Regions from separate parts of the Mus musculus genome. Here all the other regions are linked to region 3. The links are chromatin loops, found by intact Hi-C in ENCODE. Cell type or tissue: left cerebral cortex. All regions are shown on one strand.

The links. Hi-C counts contacts between places; a loop is a spot of excess contacts. Peaks named below come from ENCODE experiments on the same cell type or tissue, not always from the same donor. Only the 100,000 strongest peaks of a DNase experiment are listed, where the experiment ranks them.
Region 1: it touches region 3 in a loop (2.8-fold over the local background); 3 of 42 quality-filtered maps call a loop at or near these places.
Region 2: it touches region 3 in a loop (2.0-fold over the local background); 3 of 42 quality-filtered maps call a loop at or near these places.
Region 4: it touches region 3 in a loop (2.6-fold over the local background); 2 of 42 quality-filtered maps call a loop at or near these places.
Region 5: it touches region 3 in a loop (4-fold over the local background); 14 of 42 quality-filtered maps call a loop at or near these places.

The regions. Positions count from the first base shown.
Region 1 is chr2:39,127,295-39,132,294 of GRCm38, reverse strand. The region is part of intron 3 of Scai (suppressor of cancer cell invasion); the gene reads left to right. Among named protein-coding and RNA genes, the nearest start is that of Gm30067, 50 kb to the right of the region's middle. In left cerebral cortex, no CTCF peak of the experiment used is centred here; a DNase peak (open chromatin) is centred at 2,171; H3K27ac peaks cover 194 bases.
Region 2 is chr2:39,138,322-39,143,321 of GRCm38, reverse strand. The region is part of intron 2 of Scai (suppressor of cancer cell invasion); the gene reads left to right. Among named protein-coding and RNA genes, the nearest start is that of Scai, 50 kb to the left of the region's middle. In left cerebral cortex, no CTCF peak of the experiment used is centred here; DNase peaks (open chromatin) are centred at 751, 2,060, 2,262 and 2,556; H3K27ac peaks cover 3,397 bases.
Region 3 is chr2:39,188,298-39,193,297 of GRCm38, reverse strand. It overlaps Scai (suppressor of cancer cell invasion), which reads left to right and starts at 2,568. Exons shown (of 18, transcript NM_178778.3): 1 at 2,568-2,708; 2 at 3,265-3,309. The coding sequence starts at 2,656. In left cerebral cortex, a CTCF peak has its summit at 2,364 (motif pointing left); DNase peaks (open chromatin) are centred at 1,268 and 2,427; H3K4me3 peaks cover 2,558 bases; H3K27ac peaks cover 1,396 bases.
Region 4 is chr2:39,095,532-39,100,531 of GRCm38, reverse strand. Scai (suppressor of cancer cell invasion) reads left to right here. Exons shown (of 18, transcript NM_178778.3): 13 at 1,057-1,156. The region is part of intron 2 of Gm30067 (a long non-coding RNA gene); the gene reads right to left. Among named protein-coding and RNA genes, the nearest start is that of Gm30067, 18 kb to the right of the region's middle. In left cerebral cortex, CTCF peaks have their summits at 2,329 (motif pointing left) and 2,878 (motif pointing left); no DNase peak of the experiment used is centred here.
Region 5 is chr2:39,062,846-39,067,845 of GRCm38, reverse strand. It overlaps Golga1 (golgi autoantigen, golgin subfamily a, 1), which reads left to right and starts at 2,305. Exons shown (of 23, transcript NM_029793.2): 1 at 2,305-2,465; 2 at 3,123-3,171; 3 at 4,342-4,604. The coding sequence starts at 4,470. It overlaps Scai (suppressor of cancer cell invasion), which reads left to right. Exons shown (of 18, transcript NM_178778.3): 18 at 1-1,632. In left cerebral cortex, no CTCF peak of the experiment used is centred here; a DNase peak (open chromatin) is centred at 2,288; H3K4me3 peaks cover 1,818 bases; H3K27ac peaks cover 1,306 bases.

The DNA.
Region 1 (5,000 bases), 61 kb after region 3:
GGAACTAGAGTGACAGATGGTTGTAGGCTGCCATGTAAGCCTCCTGTGGGTTCTGGGAGTCAAACTCAGACTGCCTGGTTTGTGCGGCAAACACTTGTATCCACTGGGGCACCTTGCTGTCTTTAGGGAGTTTTTTGATTGTTTCCTTCCTAGATTTATGTTGGTTTAAATGGAAAACAAAATCACAGTGCTCACAGAGCACATGAAATCTACTGGTGGTTGGAACCAGTACCCAGCTGAGGGAACAGGCAAGCGGCACCTAGGTGCAGTGCTGTCATCTCCTGACTCCGGCCTCCCCAAATGATCCTTCCACTCATCTTTGCTAGATGAGATGCTGCTCATCTTTGCTAGGTTTCTTTTTGTTTTCTCTTTCTTGAGTTGGTGAAGAGAGCTTTTCGTGTTTCTCTGAGGGGAGGGGTTTGGGGTGGCACAGTGCTGGAAATGCACTACAGCCCTTCATGCATAGTGCTTATTTGCTGCACCACTGAACAATAACCACAACTGCAGTGTAGTTTTAGATTCAAATTAAAGATTTTTTAATATTTTATTTTTAACTCTGTATATATGTGTGGATTTGTGAATGCAAGTTCAGATGTCCTAGGAGGCCAGAAATACAGGATTCCCCTGGAACTGGACTTATAGGCAGGTATAAGTTACCCAATATGGGTGCTAGGCAAGGAGGTCAGGGCCTCTACAAGAGCACTTTATGCTCTTAAATGCTGAGCCATCTTTCCAGCCTAAGTATGTTTTTCTTTTTTCTTTTTGTTAATTAGATATTTTCTTTATTTACATTTCAAATGCTATCCCAAAAGTTCCCTGTACCCTCCCCATGCCCTGCTCCCCTACCCACCCACACCCACTTCTTGGCCCTGGCATTCCCCCTGTATTGAGGCATATAAAGTTTGCACGACCAATGGGCCTTTCTTTCCACTGATGGCCGACTAGGCCATCTTCTGATACATATGCAGCTACAGATACGAGCTCTGGGGGTACTGGTTAGTTCATATTGTTGTTCCACCTATCCGGTTGCAGACCCCTTCAGCTCCTTGGGTACTTTCTCTAGCTCCTCCATTGGGGGCCCTGTGTTCCATCCAATAGATGACTGTGAGCATCCACTTCTATATTTGCCAGGCACTGGCATAGCCTCACACGAGACAGCTATATCAGGGTCCTTTCATCAAAATCTTGCTGGCATGTGCAATAGTGTCTGCATTTGGTGGCTGATTATGGGATGGACCCCCGGGTGGGGTAGTCTCTGGATGATCCATCCTTTCATCTTAGCTCCAAACTTTGTCTCTGTAACTCCTACCATAGGTATTTTGTTCCCTATTCTAAGGAGGAATGAAGTATCCACCCATTGGTCTTCCTTCTTCTTGATTTTCTTGTGTTTTGCAAAGTGTATCTTGGGTATTCTAAGTTTCTGGGCTAATGTCCACTTATCAGTGAGTGCATATCAAGTGATTGGGTTACCTCACTTAGGATGATATCCTCCAGATACATCCATTTGCCCAAGAATTTCATAAATTCATTGTTTTTAATAGCTGAGTAGTACAGACAAACATATTCATGTGACCTGAACTCAGAATAAAGATACAGAAACTCCCTGGTACTCTCTGTTATGGGAGTTTTTAATCTTTTAGAAGCAGAGTACTGCGCACGCCTTTGATCCCAGCACTCAGGAGGCAGAGGCAGGTGGGTTTCTGAGTTTGGCTACACAAAGAAACCCTGTCTCAAAAAAAAAAAAAAAAAAAAAAGAAGAAGAAGCAGAGTACCTGTTAATGCATGAAAGGCTTCAAGGTTTTGCGTTTTATTTGAGGCCTGTATGGTAAGTCTTAAGGAGTTTTTTCTTTCCATCATATATTGGGATGTTCATTTGAGTTGTCAGAGCCTTTTGTTTCTCCAGCTGTAATTATCTTAACAGAATGTTTTTCTGGATAGAAATTTCCTGTTTGGAATATATGCATAGTAATTAGCTCTTCTTTCCATTCTGTGTAAGAAAACACTCCAGAGAATAAGAAATTGGTAAAGTGAATGGTGATTTGCTTATGATAGTGCTAATGTGTAGGTATAGTAGTCATGGAGTGAGAATAATGTTTTTAAAAAGGTTTGAATACGTTCAGAAAATGATCAAAAACTCAAGTGCGTGCCAGGTTCTGGTTGCCATGGCAACTAAAACTGGAAGTAGACTCTAATAGTTGGTGGGATTATTCCAGGCAGCAGTTTTAGAACTAAGCTTGAGAGGCAGCTGTGTCTCCAAGTGATAGTGGTATCTTGGAAAAGCAGAGGCCTCTGCATCCCTAGCTATGTACTCTATAGGGGTAAATAGATAAAGCTGAAGCAAGCCTTGGAGTAGGATGGAGGAGAGAGAGAGAGAGAGAGAGAGAGAGAGAGAGAGAGAGAGAGAGAGCTGAGAAATGAAGAGTTTGTTCCAGTTGTCCCTTTTCTCTATCCTCTTTCTTCTTTCTTTCTTTCCTTCCTTCCTTTCTTTTATTTTTTCTTTTCAAGACAGGGTTTCTCTGTGTAGCCCTATCTGTCCTAGAACTCACTCTGTAGACCAGGCTGGCCTTAAACTCAGAGATCCACCTGCCTCTACCTCCCCAGTACTGGAATTAAAGATAGGAGCCACCACCGCCAAGCTCCTCTTTCTTTCTTTTTATTTTTTTATTTTTTTTTTATTTTTTTTTTTTATTTTCAAGACAGGGTTTCTCTGTATAGCCCTGGCTGTCCTGGAACTCACTTTGTAGCCCAGGCTGGCCTCAAACTCAGAAATCTGCCTGCCTCTGCCTCCCAAGTGCTGGGATTAAAGGCGTGGGCCACCACCACCCAGCTCAAGCTCCTCTTTCTTAATATTCTCCCAGAGTCCAGTTCTGCAAATTAGTAGTTATTACAGAAGCAATACCATCTGTGCATGCGTGTGCTTCATGTTCTCAGTTCATGTGGCTTATACCACTTCCCAGAGTCAAGTATGCATTTGGCATAGACAAGCACTGCATTGGGCATCTTGGGTTCATGGTCTAGAAAAGCAGTGACATAGAAATTTAATGTGAGCTGGACATGGGCAAAGAGGTAATCTCAGCACCTGGGAGGCAGAGGCAGGGAAGATCACCACAAATTCCAGGCTAGCTAGGACCACACAATAAGATCAGCAGAAAAATAAATAATAATAATAATAATAATAATAATAATGATGATGATGATGAAAAAGGGGCTAATAAAGAAAATGTGAGCTTCAAATGTAATTGTATATTCCAACTACCCTCTTTAAAGTAAAAAGAAACATTAATAAACGTGTTATTTGATTCAGTGTGTCAATAGTTCTGTTTTAGCATATTATCTGTGTAGAACTTACCAAGATATTTGTATTCCTTTTCATATCCTTGGGTTCAGTGACTGTTTTATACTTGCTTGCATCTTAATTCAGATGAGACTTGAAATTCTCTTTTCTAGGACTCCTTCTGTGTGACTTTGTGGCTCATGGCTAAGGCCAAACTGTACACAGTTTAGGCTTCTATCCTCACAGTGCTCCCTGGTTAATCAGTATTGGCTGTTCTGGGTCCACGTCTTTGATGGTCCATCATGTGTCTCCTTTTGGTTTCTCACATCTCTATAGAGACTGACAGCATACAGGCATTTGGCTGTTGGCAATTTGTCACCAACCACCTGCATTTTGGAAATTGTCAGGGTTTTTTGTCATTTGTTATATTCTTTTTGAGGGTTGCCAGAGCAAAGTACAGTAGGCTGGATGCTCACGCAGTGGGTATGTATTATCTCCCGATTAATAGAGGCTGCGAATCCAAGCTTGGGACGTAGGCAGGGTTGACTTACTCTGAGGACTATGTTCTCTCATGTGTGTCCTTGAAAAGCATCATTAGGTGAGAACCCTGGGCTTTTTCTTTATGCTCAGATCTCAGGACACAAATCTACTGTTTGGGGACCCAAAGTTAATGTCAATGAAAAATGTTTTCTGTGGATTTTTTTTTAATTTGTTCTTTTGTTATTCATTCTGTTTTGGGAAGATTCTGAGTAAATTCAAAGCTTCTTGCAAAATCTAGCAATTTAAATGTCATATTAAATAGTAGAGCAGATTGGTCTGTTCTCATCAGTTATTTTTTTATTAGATATTTTCTTCATTTCTTCAATTACATTTCAAATGCTATCCCAAAAGTCCCCTATACCCTCCCCCCACCCTGCTCCCCTACTCACTCATCAGTTATTTTTAATTCTCCAAGGTCAGATAAGACAGATCTTCTTAGATCTTAACGTGTCCAGCTGAGTACAGAGCATGGGCTGTTTTGTTTTGTTCTGTTTTGTTTTTCAAGACAAGGTTTCTCTGTGTGGCTCTGGCTTCCCTGGAACTCCCTCTGGAAACCAGACTAGACTTGAACTCAGAGATCTACCTGTCTCTGCCTTCCAAGTGCTGGAATTAAAGGCATGAACCACCACCTGGCTTAAAATACCTTCTTAAAGCTCCCTCTGCTTCAAGAACAAAATGCTATGATTCTTGTCAATGTAAGAAAATCTAGAGTCGTAGATAGAGATCAGTGGTAGACTATTTGCCTAGTATGTGTAATGCCTGCATATAATCTCAGTACTAAGGGGATAAAAGAAATCTAGATTGCTATCTTAAATGCTAAAAAAAGAGAATATTGAATTAGGAGTTAGAAGGTGGTTGAATTTGAGTCCTAGTGTACTGGCCACAATTCTCACACATGAGATGAGACACTAAGGTTTTAAAGTAAATGAGAAGCCAGTGGAAAACATTGTAAAAACAGAAGATTTGTAAGTGATCAGGATTTTAGGAACAGTGTCATACCACACAAGACTGGTATGAGGAGGGCTGAAGAGTGGGCAGTAGTGATCATAGCTCATTCAAGTAAGTGAAGAAGGTAGATTTATATCTTAGTTAAGTTTCCATTGCTGTGAACAGACACCATGATCAAGGCAACTCTTATAAGGACAACATTTAATTGGGGCTGGCTTACAGGTTCAGAGGTTCATCA
Region 2 (5,000 bases), 50 kb after region 3:
AGCACATCTAAGGAGTATATAGCCAAGAGAAGTGAACATGTGTACATCTAGAAAAACTAATGCACAAATTTCATAGCAGCATTGTTCATATTAGTCACAGAACTAAATTAATAGATTAATGAAAACAGTGTTTCATACTCATACAGTGGAATGTGAAAAGTGAAAGTGCTGTAACTGCTTTCAGCAGCTCGCCTTTCTGTTTTGAGGAATTGTTCCTTCTTTCCTTAACTGTTTTGTTTCCAGCTTTTTGCAGATGAAACCTGGCAATACAGAAAAGCAAATTTGTCACATGTAGATGGCAGTATTTTTAGGGTTTTTTTTTTTCCTGGTCAGTTCCAAACAGATGTAAGGTACCATGTACACAACACTCTTCTCTCAGTGTATGCAGGTGTCATAGACCTCAGGGGGAAGAACAATGTATTCTCTTAATTTAGTGTCTCTCTAGTCCTTGGTCTGGGGGTTTAGAGACAGGGTCTCATGTAACCTAGGCACACTCCAAATTCATTATGTAGCTGAGGCCTGCCTTAAACTCTTCCTCCTTGCCTCTCCTATGAACCCTCTGCTTATGGGTGTGTGCTCACATTGCCTGGCTTAGTTTAACTTTAATAATATTCAGGATTAAGCCATAAACACGCTTCTTTTAGAAATGCTTTATACATACTCTATGGTAATTTCATGCTTTTCTTGGTGCTTGAAACTGCTTCCCACTGTTAGGAAGCTGCTTCTGGGGATCTGTCGTTGATCCATAAGAACACCATCTGCACCGAGAGCAGCTTTTTCTTCCTCTCATGCTCCACATGGCAAGTGAGTCAGCACAACTCCCAGAGACATGCACACTTGACTCTAAAGTTTTTTGTATGTAGTATTTTTCAATTTGTGTTCTATTTTGTAGGCAAACTGAGACAATTTTATAACTAACAATTTTGGAATATATAATAGTTTATAGAGCAAGTTTTATATCCATTAATTCATCTTATTGTCTACTGGTATCATAAAATATATATTACTAATATTAAATTTCTTTTTCAAAGCAGAATTAGAGCTCATTCAGAGATGTTGAGTATGATTTTAATCACTAGAGTTAAGAGAAAAGAGCTCAAGAAGGAGACACCTATAGCATGGGCATGGCCTTCACCAAGGAGAACTACGTATTACATTTTTAGTTGGTAAAACACATGATTACAATCCCCTTTTTCATGTTTCTTTAAACAAAACCCAAAAAAGTAGCCTTAAGAATACAGGATCTTTTTAAGCACATAATTTCCATAAATTTTACTTTTTTTTCAAAATGAAACTTTCAATGTACTTATATTTCATTGAGTGTACACTTACATAATTTTTAAGGATTTATTTATTTATTTTATGTGTGTGAGTACATTGTAGTTCTCTTCAGACACACCATAAGAGGGTATCTGATCTCATTACAAATGGTAGTGAGCCACCATGTGGTTGCTGGGAATTGAACTCAGGACCTCTGGAAGAGCTATCAAGTGCTCTTAACTGCTGAGCCATCTCTCCAGGAGCTGCCCCCACCCCCCTACCCCCACCCCTCGACAGTTACATATTTTTGTCAGCCTGTTTCCCTTTGAGTCTAATCAGGGGAGCAGCCTTGTTTTGAAGTGTTGCTAACTGCAGTGTAGCAATGGTGGTGACACCTATTCTGTAGCCTTTCAAGCCTTCTTTTCTACCTGGTCTCTTCCACAGTCTTCTGAGGTTGCTGCGCAGGAAGAAATTACCTATTTGTGATGGACTGAAAGTGGCAGCTAATTCTTTTTGCTTAATCACATCACTGCTAAGTGTCAGGGCAGGAGTACTCAGTTGTCTCTGTCCACTGCTGCTCCCCATGCTGTGTCCTGGGCATTCTCTATAAGACACTTCATTTTATCCATATTCTCTTCAGACTTTCATGTTCCAACTCCTTACTCAGAATTCAATCAAGAGTAGCAAGTTTTACTTTTAGAAGTAATCTCTTTTAGAAGATTTATTTTAAGTATGTGTGTCTGTGTGGGGCTTTGTGCACATGACTGCAGGTGCCTGCTGAGGCGTTGCATCTCCTTAGAGATGGAGTTTCATATGGTTGTGAGCCACCCAGCAAAGGTGCTAGGAATTAAACATGGGTCTTTTGGAAAAATAATATCACTACTAACTGCTGAATGAGTTCTCCAGTTCCGAGAAATAGCAGTTTTCTTGTTGCTTTATTGAAAGACTTCTTGTGAAAGGAAAGTGTAAGCAGTGTAGGTCAGTAATCTACCAGTTCTCCTGTATGTAGTGGGCTGAGGCGTGGAACAGCTGTCCTGCTTGCTGCAGTTTCGCTTGTCCTCCCTCTTCACAGCTCGTGTTAGAACTCTGTGTCTGTGAACCCGTTAGGCTTGCTGGAACAAAAAAGAGGTCAGTGAATATTAGTTGTCAAAGAAATACAAATTAGAGCTAAGATGAGAAAGATCAGAGGAATTTAAGCTTTCAGAGTTGAGCCAGATGAAATGTTACAAAATGAAAGTGTTACAGAGTTGAGTCCTCTAAAGACCTCAGAGGGAGAAGCTGTTCTTCACTCTCCCAAAATTCTGGCAGGTGCTAGTGTCCTTGGCATTCCATGGTGAGCAATTGCATAATTCCAGTCTATGCCTCTGTTCCCCATGACTTCTCATGGCTGTCTCGTCTCTGTGTGGCTGTCTCTTATGAGGACAGCAGTCACATTGGATGAAGAACCCACTGTACTACAGTATTTCTTTGCATTTATATCTTTGTACCTAAAAGTCTTACTTATAGACATTCATAGAGACCAGAGATTAGGACTTGAATATATCTTTTTTGGGAGATAAACCCATAACAGTTAATGCCTTTTGGGCTCTTTGCTTTCCCGTCTATACATGTGATTTGGGTAACCACATACTTCCATACTAACTATGGAACCTGCTTTATCCATTCTCTTAGGTATTTTCTCAACATCATTTTTTATTATTTTGTTTAGTTTAGGGTTTTTGTTTTGTTTTGTTTTGTTTTTGTTTTTGTTTTTTGAGACAGGTTTTTTCTGTGTAGCCTTGGCTATCCTAGAACTTGCTCTGTAGACCAGGTTGTCTCAAACTCAGAGATCTACCTTCCTCTGCCTCCTGAGGGCTGAGGAAGGCTTTTACCACCTCTGCCCCCACCTTTTTAAAAACATAATTTAAGGAAATAAAAGACTGAAAGCTCCAGGGGTTGGGTGAGAGGGGGGGTGGGTAGACACCTTTAAGGAGGCAGAGGCAGGCAGATCTCTAAATTAGAGGCCAGCCAGAGATATATAGTGAACTGGTTTCTCAAAAGAACAAAAATGCTAGTCAAAAAAGTAGACAAATAGTAACTCTATAACTTAACAAAATTTGGCAGTGTTAATGCCAGCTTAAGAGATACACTGTTGGGTTTATAGAGGTAACTCAGCAATAAAGAGCACTTGCTCTTCCAGAGTTCCTGTTTAGTTCCTAGCACCTATGTCTAGCACTCAGAACTACCCATAACTCTAGTTCCAGGGGTCTGACACCCCCATAGGCACTGCACACACATGGCATAACACTCAGACTGATATCAATGTATACACACATGTCCTTGAATAAAAATTTAAAAGTACAGTAAAGTGTTGCTAACATCCCTCCCTAAGAGATCTTTCTGGAAAAAACAATTTTTTGGTTCTTTTGTAAAAATCTTACTAATTTTACAGGGTTTTCACTTATTTTACTTACATGTTCTTTGTCAGATACACATATTACAAAATCTTCATTTTCTTGATGGCTTGCCTTTTCACTTTATTGCTTGTTTGAGACAAGGTTTCCATTATGTAGCTATGGCCGGCCTGAACCTATCTGTCTGTCTCTACCTCCTACATGCTAGGGTTAAAATTATGAACACCATGTTTGGCCTCTCCACCTTCTTAGTGTTATTTATTTTGTTGGGGTCCAACAGCCGCCCCACAAAACAGTCAAACAGGGATAGTTTATTGAACTCACATCCTGAAACTAATCAATCAGGGTCATAGCTCAGAACTCAGAGGCTGAGCCACTGCTATGAACATTTCTCAGTGCCAGCTCTTGACTCAAGCCATTTTAGATATAACAGTGCATATTGACCTTTAATTTGATGGATCCTATGTAAAGCTTTGTGGAATTTCTTAAGATTAACAACCCTCAGAACATAACAACATAAGTGATCAGCATGACCTTGCTATGAGTCAAATTTTTTTTCTGTGTCAATGACTGGCAGGCAAATTACAACAATATGAAATAGCTGGCAGGCAAAAAACAAAGTGCCTATGGGAAGGGGTGGAGAACAGACCTCAACAGTTTAAGTACTTAGGTTTTTTTTTTTTTTTTTTCTTTCCTTTTTGGGGGGAGGGTGGTTTAAGGTTTTTCAAGACAGGGTTTCTCTGTGAAGTCCTGGCTATCCTGGAACTCTCTCTGTAGGCCAAGCTGGCCTCCAGCTCACAGTGATCTGCCTGCCTGTGCCTCCAGAGTGCTAAGATTAAAGGCATGCACCACCAATGCCTGGCAAGAACTATTTTATAGTCATAGTACAACTGGATCCCATCACTTAAGAGGCTGTGGCAGGAGATCATATAATGAGGTCCTGACTTAGAAAAAAAAAATTGTATCAGAGATGTTTGTGGTAACAACACCCACAATCTCATGGTAGCAATAATAGCATTTTGCCGGAAAGTATGGATTTTCTATAGTTTTTTAATTAATCCTTTATGAGTGCTTTGCTTCATTTTCTCAGAGACAGGGCCTTATGTGTTTAAGCTGACTTCAAACATACTATGGATGACCTTGAATTCCAGACAAACACCATCTTGCTTAGTTTCCATGGTACTAAGAATGAATCCCGGGTTTCATGTGTGCTAGACAACCATGCTAATGCCTGAGCCACATCCCTATCCTTTAGGACATTCTTAATTGTAAGAAATTACCTACTCTGTCCATAATTCCCCAGAGTTTTCCTGTTTCTGTGAGTTTACTTTAAATTTACTTCATATA
Region 3 (5,000 bases):
AAAAATAGCACCCACAAAATGCCCAGTACTGAGGACCCAACCAAAATCAGTGTGTTTAGGGAGGAACCCAGAGTGAAATATTGCTAACAGTATAGCTTAAAAAAATTTATTTGTCCTATGTGAATGAATGGTTTTGCCTGCATTTATGTTATTCGCAGAATTCAGAAGAGGGCATCAAATGCAGGATTAGGTATGATTGTGAGCCACCATGTCGGTGCTAGGAACTGAACCCAGGTCCTCTGCAAGTACAAGTGCTCTTAACCACTAAGCCATCACTCCAGCCCCACAGTGTAGCCTTTTAAATAAAAGGGATTTAAAAGAAGTGTTTGATGCAGAAGGAGACATGAAATAGTGCACTGGCGTAATAGAATATGCATAGTTTATATAAGAGCCCAGAAGCTGAGATAATAGAACTTGGACACAACATGAAGTATTCATTATAGAAAGGCTCAACAATTGGGAGCAGCAGTTCTGTTGACAGATTGTCTATGCTTCAGAGAAGACTGTCCAATTAGGGGAAATGTTGGAAAGATTATTTAAGGGCTCCGCCCCCTGAAAATCCTTAATTTCTTCTTGCTGGATTGAAAAAGTAAATGGAAATAGGATAAAATTGACATGATTGGTGGCCCTAGGGTTATGTCATTTGGGGGAGAACAGCAAATTTTTGATATTTTCCCTAGTCAAAGCTATTTTTAAGATCCCATAACAGGGCTGGAGAGATGGCTACTCTTCCAGAGAAACCTGGGGTTCATTTCCCAACAACCACAACCTGTAAATCACAATTTGTAACTCCAGTCTCAGGAATCCTACATGGGCACCAGATATACATGTGGCATACAGGCTACATGGAGGCAAAACACCCATACACATAAAAAATTTTAATCCTGACAACATCTGGAAATGCACTTCTGAAGGAGCCCATGCTGGGGGTCCTAGGCTACATCCTCAGCAGTGGGCCAGCAAGACAGCTTAACAGATCAAGTTCCCCAGGACCCACGTGATGGAGAGAAGTCCCGAGAGCTGTCCTCTAGCCGCCTAAATGCCATTGCATTCACCCGACTCATACTCTTCCCCTTCGTCTCCTCTCTCTCCCTCTTTTTTTACTCCTCCTTCCCCCTTTCATAAATTCAGTAAGAGTAGCTCCTCAGCAATGCAAAAATAAATCCCGCTATAACTTGGCAGCATCCCATTGTTTCATAAAAGAAAGGCCATTCCACATCGAAGATGGGTGCAAGATAAATCATGTAGGAATAAAGGAGAACCCCTTGCACCAAATACATTTGTGAAAAAGTAGTTATCTCAATATTTGGGATACTATCCACTTGTGGAGATTTGTGAGATACGTCTCATGCATTTTATTTGCTATTGTGTGCTGTGTGTGTGCAGGTGTGTGTGTCATGTGCATGTGGAGGTCAGAGAGTCATCGAAAGCGTTCCTCTGGGTTTGAGGACAAGCCACAACATCAGGCTTGAACAGCAAGCACCTTTTACTCTGCTGAGCCATATATCTGCCACTACATTGTTGGTGTGTGTTTTAACAAAATGTGTTCTAATAAAATGAAAATGGCCCAAGAGAAAGTTTTATGCCTTCTCCCAAATGGAAGGAATGAACTTAGAATCTGCCAGACAGATTTGCATAGATCTTAAGAATTAAATTCTTCGGGTGCATTACATATACATCTGCTATATTTTCAAAGATAGCTTTTTGTTAGAGCAGAATAGAAAAGATTACTAGTATTAATTGTATTTACATGCTTATGCATGTAATGTTTTGCATGCTTAGGTCTGTCAAAAAATGCAGTGAAATTTTATACCAAAAATGATTAGCTGGTTAGATTTTTTAATCATCTGGAATGGCACAGAATGGCTAGCTTATACAAGAAGCAGTTCTTTTTAGGCTTTTCAAAATGGAATACATTCCTTGTGGTTATTGTAATTGGTTCTTTTTGCAATGCTGTTTGTTGTTGTTGTTTTTTTTTTCGAGGTAATTAAAGAAATTCTGCTTTCTTACAAGCTTGCATCCAAGCTTAGGATCTTTCCTGCAGCCAAACTGCTTGATCCCTACAATTTGAGACCGAGTCCCTTTTGAAGGGTGACATTAAGCCGCATTCGAGGTGATTCAGAAGACTATGAGAGAGAGAGCTGCTTTGCCCTCGAACTTCTGAATATATCTGGAGAAAGTGCTGCGCTTGATTTTGGTTCTGGAGCAGTGCGGAGGCGGAGGAAATAGCAGGTGTCTGGGAGGTGTCAGGGATGCAGGATGCCAGCCAAAGAGAACCTGCAGGCAGGTGTCTGGCGCCGGAGATGTAAGTCCCCGTTCTGGCACACGGAGGCGCTCAGGGCTCCTCTCGCTCTGCTAGCAGTCTTTAAGGCACCTCTGCCGCCACCTGCAGTCTCAACCAAACCTCGGGGTGGGCCACGCGGGACATGACGGCCTAAGCACCCAATCAGCGGTCGGATTTCTAGATACCCTGCCGTTGTGGCCAATAGAAACCGAGGAGAGGCGAGGAGGGGACGGGCCCGAGCCCCGCGGCAAGCCTGGCCGGGGCGCAAGGCCCTCCTCCTGTCTCTCCGCCTACTCCAGCCTCCGCCGCTTCAGCTTCCCGAGCGAGCCCTGCGGCCGCCGGAGCATCTCCCGCGGCGGAGCAGGAGCCGGATGGTCAGAGGAGCCCGGCAGTCCCAGCAGCCGCGGAGTCGCCTGGCCCCCAGGTGGGGTGGGCTACGTGGCGAGGCGGAGGCTAGGGGCGAGGGGCCCAGAGAGCGGGCCTGGGGGTGGCGGCGGTGGTGTCTAGGCGCCGAGCCCTGAAGGGGCGGGGGTACAGGCACTCAGCATCTCGGGGGCGCCAAGGGAGAGCAGCTCTCGGGGCAGCGAGCGAGGGCGCGCTGGGCGAGAGCGGAGGGCGCGCGCCCCACCGGGGAGCCAAGGAATGCGGGGAACCGGGTCTGAGGGGCGGGGCCGTGTCTGAGGGGAGCTAGGGGGGCCTGCGGCTCTGGGCAGACAATGAGGCCGACCTGGCGGGTGGTTGGGGGAGCCGAACGTTTGGGGCAGGGAACCGAGAGCATTCGGGGACTAGTGAGTCCCAGGCGCTTGGTCGTGGGAGGGAAGGAAGCCCTGCCTGTGGGGTGTCTGTAAGGTCACGGGTAGGCAGAGCCAACCTGTGGTCAGCCTGTGGCCCCCCGAGGGTGGTACATGAAGTGCCCCACAGGCAAGGCAAGGCAAACGGTGTGTTGTCTTAGTTACGGGTCTCATTTGTTTGGTCTGTAGACTGTCTGGCACAGTGGAGAAACCACCCCGAAAACGGAAAAGCAGGTAAGGCAAATGCCTTCCTCTCTAGCTTCGTGTTTTTCCTGTTTGCTTGGCTGCCCCTGTGCTGCATAATTACGTGGTGAGTAGATAAAGTTTCTTATTTAGGTCCTTTTTTTAGTAAATTCGACAGCATGGAAAGGTATTCCCTTTGAGAACTTCAAATTACCACCACCTCCAACCCCTTGCAGGTATATGATACGGGAAATGGGGAAACATTAAGAAAGCCCCACTTTCGACTTTAGTCTTAATTTCAACTTTGGCATCTCTAACGGAGATTGTCATTGAACAGCTACTGTGTGCCAAGTGTCGTATACAAATTCTGTGTTATTTTCTGTGACAGTTTTGCAAAAGAGGGAACTGAACCATAGAGTAGCCAATACTTAGCAAACAAAGATCACACATGTAATAAATGATAGAACCAGGATTTGAATCCAGGTTGTCTGAATGCAAAGTTTATGTTCTTTATACTGTAATGCTTCTAATACATACACAGTTGAACAGAGTCCCACTCCTGGCTTTCTCTCTCTTTCTTTATAAAGTCTAATAAACTGAGATGCTTAATACAAAAGTAGTAACTAAGGACTTACATAGGCCGCAGACAACTGAATTTTTCCTTAGGCAATGAAGAAGAGTATTCATCCCACAAATATGTTTTAGTGTATTTCATTTGTTAGGTACTACATCACAATTTTATTTAATTATTTGAAGATTTCCTTTCTTTACCTACATTGGAATTGAGAGAGTAAGCTACAGTAATGAGGTTGCAGCCCGTAGCACCATTCTCATAACTAATACTTTGGACGTTAATATACAGATAAACTCAATCATAGATACAAATGCCAGTGGTGGGAGTGGGCAGTTGCCAAATAGCTTTGCCACTTTTTAGGCCTGCATGTCTACTCCCAGACTCAACGTAGCGCTACTGCACACCCACAAGGTTGGCTAGCACACCTGAGGAACTGAATTTTTTGTAGATCAGTATGTGTTTTTGTGTGCAGGTGAGTGTGAGTGTGTGTGCGTGCGTGCATGTGTATTCATGCGTGTGTGTGTGTGGTGTCTGCATGTGTGTGCAGGCGAATGCACATACATGCATGTCGATGTGAAGCAGTCTACTCTTGTGTCTGGAGGCAGGGCCTGTCACTGAGGCTGGCCCTGTCACTGAAGCTGGCCCTTTCATTGAGGCTGGCCCTGTCACTGAGACCTGAGGCTCACCTTTTGGCTAAGCTGGCTGCTAGTCAGCCAGTAAGTCCCTGGATCTATCTGCCTGTCTACCTCAGTACTTTCAATTTTCAGTGTAATTTTTTAAAAAGTTTTTACATTTCTCATTTTGTATGTACATGTAGTGTGGACATTGCATGTGGAGGTTAGAGAATAATTTACAACAATCAGCACAAAAATATGAGTGTGAGGGTCTCACTCTAAATTTTAATGATTTCCTGGTAGGATAACAAGATGTATTAGAGTAAATAAACTTAAATTTTTATGTTTATTTAGTGTGTATGTGTGTGTTTGCTCGCACGTATGTGTGTGTGCATGTATGCACAAGCATGGAAGGCAGGGACAGTTTGCAGGAGTCAGTTCTTTCATCATGTGGGTCTCAGGGATTGAACTTGGGTTGTCAGACATGGCAGCAAGTGTCTTTATCCACTAAGTTGTTTTGCTGGCCCAAATTAAGTAATTTTTGTTATTACTAA
Region 4 (5,000 bases), 93 kb after region 3:
TAACTTTTTATTGATTCTTTGTGAATTTCACATGATGTACCCCAGTCCCACTCATTTTCCCGTCCTCTGTATCTGCCCTCTACCCTTGCAACCTCTCCCCCAAAACAAAACAAAACTCTTTCCCTGGAAGCTGTGATGTGTCACAGTCTGTCACACAGCATGCCCCTGGAAGCTCTAGTGTGTCACAGTGTGTCACACAGTATGCCCCTGGAAGCTGTGGTGTGTCACAGTCTGTCACACAGTATGCCCCTGGAAGCTGTGGTGTGTCACAGTCTGTCACACAGTATGCCCCCAGAAGCTGTGGTGTGTCACAGTCTGTCACACAGTATGCCCCTGGAAGCTGTGGTGTGTCACACAGTATGCACCTGGAAACTGTGGTGTGTCAGTCTGTCACACAGTGTGCCCCTTTGCCCATGCAGCTTTACTTGTAAGTATTTGTCACAAGGAGTCATTGGTCTGGTTTGAGGCCTCTGGCTTCTGGCTACACCACCAATACTGTGTCCGCACCATGACTCCTCTCAAATGTCCTATAAATGTTATTTTAAACATCCAGGTCTCCATCCCTTTTTTACCACCCAAATTAATGGGATGCTATAGATTATTGTTTTTGTTGTTGTTGCTGGAGGTTTTGTCTGTTTATTTGTTTCGTGTTTTTTGTTTAGTGGAATTTTTTGAGACAGAGTCTTTCCGTGTAACCCTGGCTATTCTGGAGTTCACGGTGTAGACCAGGCTGGCCTCTAACTCAGAGATCTACCTGCCTCTGCCTCCTGAGTGCTGGAATTAAAGGCATGTGCCTCCATGCCTGGCTATAGATTCTTATTTTGTTTCTCAATATATTATATTTGAAAAGCTAGTAAACAATTTAGTGTTTTTTTAAACGTTGAAGGCAATGTGCTGAGATCATCTAATATTTCATTATAGTATAATGTTAAATTTAAAGAGAATACTCTGTGATTCTGTCAAAGGGAGATTCACTGATGCTCTTGAACCTGGGCATCAGATCACTTGGTGTTACCCTCCAATTGAATTCTAGGTTTCTTCCCTCTGTTCTTTTAGGTCCTTATGACTTTGGAGGTGTACTTACTAATAGTAACCGGGACATTATCAATGGAGATGCTATCCACAAGCGAAATCAGTCTCACAAGGAAATGCACTGGTATGTATTCTAGTGTCTGTTTTCATTCTAGGGATCAAAATTCTCTTAAAATATTAAAGAGAAATGGGAACTTAATTTCCTACTACACAGGCTCCCTTAGACTACTGTTGATAGCACTTATTTGTGTTCTTGTGTGAAAGCTTGTACTTTTTCTAGCATAGAGCAATCTTTAGAATTCCTCTAGTTGAAAGACAAAAGTCTGATTTTCATTAGCAGTGAGCTTATATAATAATACTTTGTATTAAATCTGGACTTTTCATACTGAAAAGCAGAGAAGGGAGATTAGGCCTGTGTATGTTTCAAATTATTCATGTCATAGTTAAAAGGTTCCCAAGCCAAATGTGATACTGTTACTCACCTTAGTTTTAAATTACTTGTTTAGAAAATAAAATTTTATTTAGAAAATTATTTAGAAAATATAAAATATATAAAAATACATGCACAGCATCGCTAATCATCTGAGACATGCAAATTAAAACCATGAGAAGTTATTACTTAGCATCTGTTAGGGTTGTTGTTGTAAAACACAAATATTGTTGAGGATGTGAGCAGAGAGACCTTAAAAACTTTTGGAAGAATATAATTTGATTGGTACAGTTATTAAGGAAAACAGTATGGGTTTTCATCCAAAAGTTAAAAATAAGGGCCAGCCAGATGGCTCAGCAGGGGATTGCACTTGCCACCAAGACTGATGACCTGAGTTCAGTCCCATACACCTACAGTGTAGAAGGAGAACTGAATCTCCACAAGCTGTTTTCTGACCTCTAAATTATTGGGGGTGGGGAGGGTGGGTGTTACACATGATGGATGGTGGATGGATGGATGGATGGATGGATGGATGGATGGATGGATGGATAGTAGGTAAGCAGGTTTAAAGTACACCAAGTATAATGCCATATGCCTGTGATCCTAGCAATTAGAAGTACAAGACAGTCTGGGCTTCATAGCAAAGTCATTCATGTCTCCAAATGAGTGAAGAGATGATTAAATTAATACATATTTATATTTGAAATATATAGCTGGAAGGTAGCTCAGCAGTTAAAGCATCAGAAAAGTGAGTGTTGGGCTTGAAAGATGGCTCAGCCAGTAAGAGTTCTTGCTGCTCTTCTAGATCTGAGTTCAGTTCCTAGCACCTATGTTTAGCAGAGCACAGCTACCTGTAACTCATCTTCAGGGGATCCAACACCCTCTTCTGGACTCCTTGGGAACTGCACTCACATGTATTCATGCCACATACATACACAACATAAATATATAAAGATGGCACATACCTTTAATTCCAGCACTCCAGAGGCAGAAGCAGGTACATCTCTATGAGTTCTAGGCCAGCCTGCTCTACATAGTGAGTTCTAGGCCAGCCAGAGCTATGTAGAAAAACCCTGTCTCAAAAAAACCAACGACAACAAAATAAAACAACACCACAAAAAAAAAAAAAAAAAGAAAGAAAGAAAGAAAGAAAGAAAGAAAGAAAGAAAGAAAGAAAGAAAGAAAGAAAAAGAAAAAACAAGCAAATAAAATGAAGAAGATTGGGGCTAAAGAGATAGCTCAAGAATTATGAGTACGGGGGCTAGAAAGATGGCTCAGAGGTTAAGAGCACTGACTGTTCTTAAGAAGGTCCTGAGTTCAAATCCCAGCAACCACATGGTAGCTTACAACCATCTGTAATGACATCTGACGCCCTCTACTGGTGTGTCTGAAGACAGCTACAGTGTACTTACATATAAATAATAAATAAATCTTTTTTTAAAAAAAAAGCATTAAGAGTACATACTGCTTTTAGAAAGGTCCAGTGCTGGGTAGTTTACAGCCTCTTTAACACCAGCTCAAGGGGGGACCTAGTAATGCCTTTGGCCTCTGTGGACCTCAGTTAGCACTTACATGTACACACACACATAATTTTTAAAGATATATTTTAAAAGGGAGATTAGGTGCAAAGAAAATGAAATATTGCTATATATAGAAATGTGAATAAATATTGCATAGTTTCACTTACATGTAGAAATTTAAAATATCTAGCTCAGAGGTATGAAAGGTCATTGTTAGAGACTAGGGGTTACAGATAATTGAAAGGTGGGCAACAAAAGCTAGAGGGGGGCTAGAAAAATGGCCCAGTGATTCAGAGTGCATACTGCTCTCCCAGAGGAAACCAGTTTGGTTTCCAGCACCTGCCAAATGGCTCACAACTCCCTACCTCTCCAGAGGATCTGACATCTGCTTCTGGCATCCATGGGCACCTGCACTCATGTGAACATACACCTAAACATGTAATCAACAATTAAATCATAAAAAGATAGAAACTGTTAACTATAACTTTAGTATCCATTCTCTTGAGCAATGGAACTTACAGAATGAATCTGTGTATGGGGGCAGATTTATTAGACTGTCTTACAGGCTGTAGTCCAGCTGGTCCAACTGTGGTTTTCTGGCAATTGAAAGTCTAAAAATTGAGTAGTGATTCAGTCCACAGGCTGGATGTCTCAGAATACAGTAGAATAGCAAAGAAATGGGCTCTAATGTCAGTGAAGGAATGGACTTGCTAGCAAGAACAAGCAGGCAAAGAAAGAGAACTTCCTTCTTCTATGTCCTTATTTAGGCTCCCAGCAGATGTAACCCAGATTAAAGGTGGGTCTTCCCACCTCAAAGATGAAGTTAGAAGTGATTCCTTCCACTTCAAGTTGTCTAATTAAGAGTCCATCATAGGTGTGCCCAGCCATTTGGGTTTTAGTTCATTCCAGATGTATAATCAAAATGACAGCTAAGATAGCCATCATGGTGTTTTTTTTTTTAATTTGCTAAAAACTACTTTGAGCCAAATATGAAACAGATATTTCATTAATTTAGTGTGATAACATATAAATTATATATAATTTTCATATTTCAGTTAAAGCCAAAAACTATTATGAACTATATTGAGGTTGGATGATACTCACTAACCAGTAAGATATCAGTTTTGTTTTTTGTGTTTTTTTTAAAGGACTTTACATTGCATTTTTTTTTTAAACTTATTTATTACTATAGCTGTCTTCAGATACACCAGAAGAGGGCATCAGATCTCATTATGGGTGGTTGTGAGCCACCGTGTGGTTGCTGGGATTTGAACTCAGGACCTTCGGAAGAGCAGTCAGCACTCTTAACCCCTGAGCCATCTCTCCAGCCCCCCAGTTTTGTTTTGTTATGTACATTTACATTAATACTGATACAAATGTACACATTGTCTGCTTTGATGTGATGAGAAAGAGTGTACGTGCCAAAAACTGTAATCCTTAGCAGAGGCTTTTGAGTACATGTTCCTGAACTTGGGCATTACAGTCCATTGATCTGTGGTCCAGCTAATCTGCATATTTAACAGGCAGCCTAGATGGTTTACTTAAAAGTGTCCAAAGAATATAAAACAGAGTGAAAGACTTCCTTCTTTCTTGTGTTGAAGTTAGATCCTGGTTCTCCCTTTCAGTCCCATGCTCCCTGAAATAAGGCTCAGACTCAAAATATATTTACAAATACCTTAGCCATACAGCTAAGCTCTTTTTGACAAGAATCATAACTTAAGATAACCTGTTTATATTAACCTACATTCTGCCATGTGGCTGGCTATCTGTGCTCAGGAACCATGCATCTATCTTGTCTCTTCGCATCTTCTGGGCCTCCCTCTAGCTCTATCCCAGAATCCTTTCTGCCTCCAGAATGGCCTACCTCCATTTCCTGCCTAAGCTATAGTCAATAGGCTTTTTAGTTGATAGGTGATGCATCCATACAATATACAAAATATTCTCTCTATATTCTTGTCTGGAATATTAAAATGTAGCTTGATTTTTTTTTTAATGTTTAAGGATATAGAGAGCTGGAT
Region 5 (5,000 bases), 130 kb after region 3:
TATAAGTTCTGTTACCGTTTCCTAAGGAATGGGTTTGTTTTTTAAGAGTTATTATATCGTTAAATTACATTGTGTTGTTCAACACAGTAATTTAGAACTTGATTTATGTGGCCATTTGTAGTTGCATAGAAATACTCTTTTTACCGCATAGACTATAATCGCTAGTTTTCCAAACTTTTTTTTTATAAGCCTTGCTCTTCAGCTCGAGTCCTGTATGTTGTAGGATTCTTAAAATTGAGGCAGGAAGGTCTTACAGAGTAGGAAATGCTTATAGAGATTACAAGAGAAGGAATTTCCCCAAAAAAGTTACCCTCATTTTGTAGCACCAATATAAGTAGTAGTTGCATTTGTCACTGAATCAGATGAAGTAGTTAGAAGTCATATATTTTTACTTTGCTGTAAAGATTAGTATAACTAATTTAAGAGAACTTTGTTATTTTCTGAGCAGTTTCCATTTTAAGACTTAGTGTCAATTAGCTTTATTCAAAGTATCACTAAAAGTTAATTAAATCAAGGGTTTTGGGTGGTTTTTTTTTTAAAAAGTTCTGTTGATCTTCTTTTACCCTGAAACTAATGGTGAATCTGTTGTCTACACTATGTTAGGCAGAAATGCACTTGTTGAAATAGCAGAAACTATACTTGACTTTCTAATAGTGTGAAACACTTTTTTTTTAAATGTGCTTGTCTGTAACTGAAATGTTATAGAATTGTAACCCTGTAGGGATTATAGAGTTATATTTATTAGCTCTCAACAGATTGAAGCACAACAGTTCTCATGTAACAATCCTTATTCAAGTGCTCTCTGTCGTACAAATAAAGCTGATTGCCTATCTAGTTGTTCACACATCACTATTATCCTGTATGAGACAGTCTTGTTCATTTGTATTAAAATTTGGGTATTGTGAGTTAATACTTTCAAATAAACCTGTCAGTCAGCTCTGATATGCAGTAGATTGTTTAGATTCACAAATTTTATGTGTTACTGGTCAATTTTGAAGAGACTTTACCACAGTGACTAAGGGGAAAATTCTATTGTATCATTTGACTTGAACATTTGTAAAAGTCTTGTCTGTGGTGTTTCTAAATTGCTTAAACCATACATTCTCTTAAGGATTTTAATTTGCTTTTGTTCTTTTCCAACAGTCATTTTCTGGTTTTGTCTGTTACAGTAAACATTTTATAGACCTTAGGAATTGTCAAGTTCTTGAACATTTATTTTCTTGAGTTGATCACTTAACTCTTGTGTATGTGATTTGTCATAAACAATTAGAGCCTTTCACTTCTTCACTACATGAATTTCAGAGTAAACACTGTGATTCTACAGAGCAGATTCCATAGGCGTTCCAATATTCTTAACTGTTACACAGTGCCTGTCACTTTGAGGGCACATAAATACTAGGATGGAAAATAAAACGTTGTTTTGATGTTTGTTAAATAACAAGATTACAGAATATCTGTGGGGTTTTTTTTGTTTTTTGTGGTCAGTGTAATAAAGAATTTTGCATTGATAAATATTCTCTAGGAATGTGTATACATTCATCTAGTGTGAACTCTTGTAAATGAATTTTGTATCTTGAATCACGTATATATTAAGTGTATCATCAATATAAAAATAAACATTATTTGCTTAAAGTTTTGTGTATTTCTTTAGTATTGACAGTTGTTTCCTTGTTTGGGGTAAATCTTAGGCGCTTTAGCTGTCTTGAGTTACAGATTAACGCGTATAACTATTTTGTAGATTGAGATTACTGTTTATAAAGTATTTGTTTTCTCCCTAACTGGTTGCTACAACTGGGACAAGAGGAAACTGGAATAGATGGAATCAACAAAACAGGCTGGGGTTGCTTCTAGGGCAGGACTGAAGTTGCTATAATGTACAATGCGTAGCTTGAAACTTGAGAAATACGAAAATCTTACTTGGGCAGAACTAGGATAAAAGGTTCTAGAAACTTCTTTCAGTTGTATGAAACATGATCGACAGCAACTCGGATTGAGAGGTGCCCGGTGTCGTTTTTTTGAGCATAGACTTTCCTGTAGCCCCAAAGCTGGCCCTGGGGTACCGCACGCCACGGGGCTCCTCCCTCTTCAGAAGGGAAGGTGCCGATCCAGGGCGGCCAGATTGCGGTGCCTCTCGCTGACGTGTCAGTGGCCGGCCAACACAGGTAGAGGTGCCCGCGCCCGGTAGCCGTTTCAGCCCAACGGCACAAGCACCCCCGCTTGCGCGCCGCTGAATCGCACACGGGCGCATGCGCGCGCTGAGAACCAAGCCGACGCGCTGCCACTTCCGGCGCGCGGCAAACGTGCGGTTCCGGGTCGGTGCTCGGCTCGTCGGCCTGAGGTGGGGGCCAAGCGCCCTCGAGAGTCCGCGGAGGCGTGGCTGCTCCCACACAGCAAGTGCACTACTGGAGTCCCTGGACGCAAGTAGGCCTCCCTCTCTCCCATGGCCTCCGGCGCTCTACCGCGAGGTGGGGACACAATGGACCCCAACCCAGGGCTGGGGACGGTGCCAGGGGACTCGGGGCGAAGGCTGCCCCCTTGGCCTGGGGGTCTGGAGCTGCCCTGCGCGACCTAAGCCAAGCCGCCACTCTTTTCAGGGGCGCAGTCTCCCTACTGTCAAACAGAGGTTGAGCCCCTCCCTTGGTTGACAGCCCTAGTAGGGCTGCGCCTCCAGAGCGAGCCAGAGGGAGTGGGATCCAAAACGCGGTGACCTGCACCTCTGAACCGTAACCATCTGTCAGAACTTTGCTGTCGTTCTAGCAACTTAGTGCGAGTAAGGGCTCAGGGACCAGACCACAAGCCTGACCAGCTGTGAGAATCGGCTGAAAACTAAATATTGTCACTGGGAAGCCGGCAACTAATTCGAGATGTTTTGCTCAGAACTCCTAGGGAGACATGAGTGTTGGCACCAGTGCTAGAAGAAATTCTTTCTGCTTAAAGGTGGAAATTCTTAGGCTGCCCACTGGGACTGAGGAGCGTCTCACTGACAGTAGTACAATAGTGGCCAGGTGTATTTGCCCACTTATTCAGCCCTGCCCCCCCCCCCTTCTTTTGTCCCTCTCCCGCTGAACGTTTTCATCCGGCACTTGAAATATCCAACCTATTTTATCTTTGTTTTTACACAGGGCAGTGACTTTGACCTCCATACTCTTTTAAATATAGTAGATAAGACAGGTGAGTACAGTGGTTTACAGATATTGGGGGTAAAGTTTTGAAGGATTTCATAGGCTTAATGGCTAACCTGAAGTGGTAAGGCGTCATCTGTCATCTTACAACAGAGTGTATCCTGCACAGACGTGAAAAGATAAGGTTGAAACAGAACAGTAGGAGTTTGCTTTATTTTGTTTTGTTTTGGTTTTTGTTTGGTTTTTTGTTGTTGTTGTTGTTGTTGTTGTTGTTGTTTTGGTTTTTCGAGACAGGGTTTCTCTGTGTAGCCCTGGCTGCTGTCTTCGAACTCTCTCTGTAAACCAGGCTGGCCTCGAACTCAGAAATCCGCCTGCCTCTGCCTCCCAAGGGCTGGGATTAAAGTCGTGAGCCACCACCACCCGGCCTGTTTTGTTTTTGAGACAAGATCTCACTATGCAGCCTTCCCTGGCTGACCTGGGGCTGTGTAGACTAGACTTGCCTTGAACTCACAGAGATCCTTTTGCCTCTGCACCACCATACCTGGCCCAGTAATGTTTTATATACCATTGAAGGAAAGAAATTTTGAATCTCATGTTAACTATCATATGGGAAGAAATTGTGGCTAGATGTAATATTATCAAGCACAAAGAAAATTAGACATTTCCACATGGGTGAGAAAAGTTAAAGAGCATCTGATAACTATAGTTAGTCTGGGTTCTTGGTCACTTTTTTCTATGTTGTAACTTTTCCCTCCTAGGAGGAAGCACCTGATTAAAAACCAGAGATTGAGTTGCATATTTTGTATCTTTTGACTTAAGGAAAAAAAAACACTAAATTCTTATTAAATATATTATTAGAAGAAAGATTTGAAACATTAAGTCATAATTACATGTTGTTGACCTGGAAATTTTTACATGTGCCATTGCTAAAACAAAAGGTTGAGGTTGATGAGTCAGCTCTGTGTCCAGACACTAGCCCTATATACTTAGCCATACAGTCCTGGCAGGTTATTCTGCCTCCTTCAGACCAGATGCCCTTATTCATACATGTAAGTGAAGCACCTGAGTGTTTCTAAATGTTTAATAATTATGTTCGTGTGTGTGTGTGTGTGTGTGTGTGTGTGTGTGTGTGTGTGTGTGTGCTTATTATGAAACCACTTTTGAAGCCTGAATCTGACAGCTATTTAACTTGGAGCTATCTCTTTCTTCTGATTTATAGATCTTGTGTTGCCAAAATTCTTTGGCCCACATTTAAGTGGGATGCAGCTAGCCTGGAGGTGTGAATGAATTTCATTCACTGAGAAGTCTAGGGGTTAGTTAACCCTGAAAGATATCCACACAGCAAAAATGTTTGCAAAACTAAAGAAGAAAATTGCAGAAGAGACTGCTGTTGCTCAGAGACCAGGCGGCACAACAAGGATCCCACGCTCTGTGAGCAAGGAGTCTGTGGCCTCCATGGGAGCTGACTCTGGAGATGATTTTGTAAGTGTCTTCTCGTTCTTTGAATGTTTGATAGAGTCAGTATATGTTTCCTAAGTACCCCTACAAGAAATCTTTCCAGTAAAAGTTTTTAGATTCTTTTGTGCTTTTTCTAGTTTATAGATGTAGAAAACTCTGCATCTCTCATCTTTCATTATTTTTTTTTTTTTACTCTGTGTAGCTCTGGCTGTCCTGGAACTCACTCTGTAGACCAGGTTGGCCTCGAACTCAGAAATCCACCTGCCTCTGCCTCCCAAGTGCTGAGATTGAAGGCATGCACCACCACTGCCCTGCTCATCTTTCATTCTTACTAGCCTTTGCTTTGTTATTTTTTATCCATTTTTCCCCTTATGTACTTTGTTTTTCCGTTTATATAACTTGTACATTTACATAGACTGA